Regions from separate parts of the Mus musculus genome. Here region 1 is linked to region 2. Evidence: chromatin loops called from intact Hi-C (ENCODE). Cell type or tissue: heart. All regions are shown on one strand.

Region 1 (2,500 bases), 120 kb before region 2:
GATGTTTGTTTGTGTCCCCCCAGGAATAGTTCACAAAGACTCCCAAGGCTCTTCCCCACAGCCCCGTTTCTTGTTCTCAGTAAATATAGAAGGATTTGGTATTAGTTATTTCTCTCATTGATGTGACAAGATGCTTGGCATGAAGCCATGCAAGGAGGAAGGGTCCATCTTGGCTCACAGTTTGAGGATTACAGTCATCGTGTTAGGGAAGGCCGATGATGAACACAGACTCCCTTACAGTCCTTACCAGAGGTTTATTTCCAAGGCGATTCTAAATCCCAGCTGAGGAATGTTCCCATTTAACCACCACAGACCTTTTCAAGTCTGATGGCCAGTATTTTTAAACTTCAAGAAAAATAATGTACAAAATTGGGTGTATGAATACTGAAAGCCAACACACCCTGTGGGTTTTTTCTAGCGAGCCTATGCTAGGGCAGAATCCCATGGATTTCTGAGAGTTGTCTAATGGTCCTTCAGACTCTCTCTGAGGAGGAAGTGCTGGCCTCCTCCAGGTGTGAACATCAGGGCATAGTGAGGACTGTCTTCCCTAACCCTTCCAGCCACCAGGGATGACCCATCCAGAAATCTTGGGATGCTCATCCGGGGGAGTGGGGTTTGCCACGAAACCTATCACCTGCACGGTGTGTATAGCAGATCTCTAATGGCTCTCAGTTCCCACCAAGAGCACTCCATACCAAGGCTATGTGCTAACAGGTGTGTCATTGATGGAAGTCGATTTGGAAAGGCGTGCAAACCTGAGTCTGGAGAGATTCCAGCAGCGTGTGTACAGATGTGTACAGAACTCCCAGGAACTTCCTCTAGACATCCCACTGGGTCATGAAAGGATCAAATCTCTCTTTTGGCCTTTTGTGCACATTTCCTCTGCAGCCGGGGAAAGCCCTGTGTTGATGTGTAGAAGCCATGCTCTCTCTCAGATACTCTGAACCTCTCAATCTTCTGGGGACCAACCATTCAGCCATCCAACCTGTGTGCTTTTGTTATGGGAGTACAGAGATATGGGTTCAACTTCGATGATCCATGATGTCTGTGCAGACACAGCTTGGTAGGAAACCCATGGCCCCTGTGGCAATGTCTGGGTAGGACAGAGGAGGGACTCTTTTCCTGCGACTGTGGGCGGCTCCTGGGAACAAGAGGCCTTCAGTCTCCTGACTTTCCTTTGGCCTCAGCCCTTGTAGAGTGTGTTCATCTCTCTCTCTCTCTAAGATGGACACCTCCCTCTTTTCTTGGATGGAATCTATATCATGTCTAAGTGGCTCCATCAGGGAAGGTGTGAGCTCTGAGTGGCCACAGGAGGAACTATGGATCTTGTTCTTCCCCATGGTGGGGCTAGGTCCCCTCAGTGGGATGCCCTCTGGGTGCATTTGGTCCTATTCTCACCAGAGGGCGCCACGACCCTCCTTTATCACTGTCCTGACCTCTGTCCAGGCACACCTTCACTGGTGAGTCTCACAGTTCAGAACGCCAAAGCCTAGCCTTCACCATTCCTACCAGAGAGCCAAATGATCTCCTTAGGGGGAACTGACTTTTCTTTGGGAAAATGAGCAATTTTTGAGTTTGGCAACATCCTCAATATCAGTATAACAGGAACTGACCTCTCTCCTGTATTTCCATTTCAATTTAGGTCTAAAAACCAGCCCCAGCCCCTTCGAGGACAGCATGGGACTCTGCATGATTAAGAGACTCCCTGGGGGTCAGGCACGATGGTGCATGCTTGAAATCCAGGCAGCTGTACTCAGGAGGCGCACGAGTTCAAGGTTATCCTAAGACATAGCAAGTTTGAGGCCAGCCTGGGTTACATGAGACTGTCATAAAACAAACACCCAAACCTGCCAGAGATTAAAACAAGATAAAAGACCCCCTCCTCCAAAAAAACAAAAACAAAAACAGCCTCTCAAGACATGGCCCTGGCAGAAAGCTGTTGGGTACCACTCTCAATCAGACTGACGCAAGCTGCCATCCCGACAGTGGGGCACCTTCTCTTAGGAGGTAGTTTTCTTTTTTGGTCACTGTTAGTTGTTAAGTAGGAGACGGCAATTAAGGCCTTTAAGCCAACACAGATGGGGCTTACTCCGCATTGGTACCAGACAGAGGAGGGTGGCCTGGTGAAAGAATTCCTCCAGTCACAGATCATGCTGTCTACAGGACCCCATGAGTGAAGGATGCCCAGAAGAGCATTTGGGAGAACTAAATATATATAACATACGTGTGTGTGTGTGCATGTTTGGGTGTGTGGGAAGTGTCAGTGTGTGTGTGTGTGTGTGTGTGCATGTTTGGGTGTGTGGGAAGTGTCAGTGTGCGTGTGTGCATGTTTGGGTGTGTGGGAAGTGTCAGTGTGTGTGTGTGCATGTTTGGGTGTGTGGAAAGTGTCAGTGTGTGTGTGTGTGTGTGTGTGCGCATGTTTGGGTGTGTGGGAAGTGTCAGTGTGTGTGTGTGTGTATGTGTGTATGTGCGTGTGTGTGCATGTTTGGGTGTGTGGGAA
Region 2 (2,500 bases):
GCCATTCTTTAAAGGGTACAGGGCCCTTGTCTTCTCTGAGGCCCCTTGCATTAAGACCAGCCTAGCGTAAACCCAAGAACCTTTGTTCACCCACTGGGTGTCCTTGACCAAGATACTTAACCTGCAGAGACTCGATTTGTTTGAAGTTAATTTTGTGTGCATGTCAGTATATGCAATGTACATGTGGATACAGCAGCGTGCCTACAGAGGTCATGACAACCTCAGGCACTGGTCCTCGCCATCCGCTGCATCTCAGACTCGGCTTTAGTGCTCACTGCTGCATACACCAGGCTAGCTGGCCTGGGCATGTTGTCGAATGTGGGGTTACAACATGAGTTCAAATCAGGTTGGGTCACCTATCCTCAAGAAGCCTACTAAGTTAATCCCAGCACTTGGGAGGCAGAGGCAGGCGGATTTCTGAGTTCGAGGCCAGCCTGGTCTACAGAATGAGTTCCAGGACAGCCAGGGCTACACAGAGAAAACCTATCTCAAAAAAACTAAAAAAAAAAAAAAAAAAAAAAAAAAAAAAAAAAAAAAAGAAGCCTACTAAGGTAGCCAAATTAAAAGTGGAAAGCAGCAGAAAAAGAAGATATATCTGGTGTGGTCACACTGGAGAGATCTCATAAATGCCACAAGTTCATCTGTGGGGTTGTGACGTGAGGTAGGGACCAAGAATACGCGTATCTAGGCAGTTACGGTCAAAATATGGTCCCGCTGGCCCATCATGGCTTGGGCTTCAGCCGCATCCCATAGGGAGGTCTGAGTTCTTAGAACTATGTGAAATCTTTCTGGGAGACAAGTTCCCCCTCTAGCCAGAGTCCTTTCTCCTGCCAGCATGAGATTCCTGGGGAAATTCCCATTTCTTTGGGGTCCATTATTTCAATAGTCTGACAGTCAAATTGAAAAATAAAAGTGTCTCTTTGGAATATTTTCATTTCTGCGAGGCCGGTTATAGGAGCTTCTCGGGAATCTCCAGTCCACGCCTCTCCCCCATGATCTGAGAAGTAGGAGTATGTAAATGAGATTATGCCGAGTGTTTGGAATTTTAACTCGGATGGTTGCGGGGTTCACTTTACCCAGCCGATTTGGTTTTGTTACCCATAGAACTGCTCTACGTGTTTCCCAGGGCTTGTAGAGACATGTTCTCATACATGTGTGCACTTATTTAACAAACATGAAATAAAAAGGGGGGTTGAGGAGCTTAAAGATTCCCAAGGATTTGTGAGACCAATCCATGACACAAAAGTGTTGCAAGTGCTACCAAGACCGAGAGAACAAACACGGGCATATTAGTACATGTAGGCCATCCCTTACCCATAACAGAAGACAGATCTCTCTCACAAGGTAAAACAAACTAGGCTCCATTTGTCCTTTGTGCCTGTGCTGATGCAGGATCACGTTGTTGAACAGTGACACCTGCTGGCCATATGTGGGATTGCAGTATAGCGATATCAAACATTCAGAGAAAAGGCTCCGGAACTTTATGCCAGGATTTGGGTGGTACCCAGGCTTGAAAGGAGCTCTTAAGACTCTGAGAAGATGTTAACAGAGAGATGGACATTCTGTGGCATGCAGCTAGTTGTTAGACTTCTTAGCTAGCATCACATAAACCTGGCCTTGCTGGCATGTACCTGTAAACTCAGCACTCGGGAGGTAGAGGCAAGAAGGTCAGAAGTTCAATGTTATGATCCTTTATAAAGTGAGTTCAAGACCAGCTTGGGCTTTTTGAGATTCCCAAGAGATGGGGATAGGGGGAGAGGGGATCTTCCGATAACCATTATTGCAATGGTTTTTGTTGTTTGTTTGTTTATAAGGATATACTTATTTTTATTTTATATCAATGAATGTTTTGCCTACGAGTCCACAAGCGTACTGTGTGAGTGCCTGGTACTGGTAGAGGCCAGAAGTTGGTGCCAGATCCCCTGGAACTGGGAGTTATGAACGGTTGTGAGCTGTCTGTCGTGTGGGTGCTGAGAGTTGAACCCATATCTTCTGAGAGAGCAGCCGGTGCTCTTAGGCACTAAGTTTACCTCTCCAGCTCCTACTGCAATATTTTCTGATAATTCTTCCACGAAAATAATAGCCAGTCGGCTGGGATGCTGTGCCTCTGTCAGATTGTCACTAGTAATGTTTGCCAGTCCTTCAGGGTATTTTCCCCATGGGATGGACGCCTTTACTGGAACAATAAATCTTTATTTAAACAGTGTAAACAAATACTTGCTGAGAGTATTTCTTCCTCTGGTCTCTTGATATTTTTTTAATTAAAATCTGAGGATCTTAATGGACATGTATTGAGCTCTTTTTTTTTTTTTTCTTTTCTTTCTATTATTTTTTAACCAGCTGAGTTCAGTTGGTGCTACCCGCTACAGTGTGGACTGATCACATTGGTTGGCTTACTCTTATACAGGGCTTGTGCAGGAACCACCGCGGCAGTGAGGTCATAGGCAGGGCAGCCATGCATGTCAAGAAGACAGCATTCCACCACACTCCTCCCGGTTCT

The links. A loop is a pair of places that touch in the nucleus more often than their neighbours do. Peaks named below come from ENCODE experiments on the same cell type or tissue, not always from the same donor. Only the 100,000 strongest peaks of a DNase experiment are listed, where the experiment ranks them.
Region 1: a loop joins it to region 2, with 7 times the contacts of the local background. A loop is called at or near these places in 27 of 42 quality-filtered maps.

What each region holds. Positions count from the first base shown.
Region 1 is chr4:149,837,467-149,839,966 of GRCm38, forward strand. No RefSeq gene overlaps it. Among named protein-coding and RNA genes, the nearest start is that of Gm42354, 48 kb to the left of the region's middle. In heart, a CTCF peak has its summit at 1,396 (motif pointing right); a DNase peak (open chromatin) is centred at 1,395.
Region 2 is chr4:149,957,370-149,959,869 of GRCm38, forward strand. No RefSeq gene overlaps it. Among named protein-coding and RNA genes, the nearest start is that of Spsb1, 3.6 kb to the left of the region's middle. In heart, no CTCF peak of the experiment used is centred here; a DNase peak (open chromatin) is centred at 1,422; H3K27me3 peaks cover 348 bases.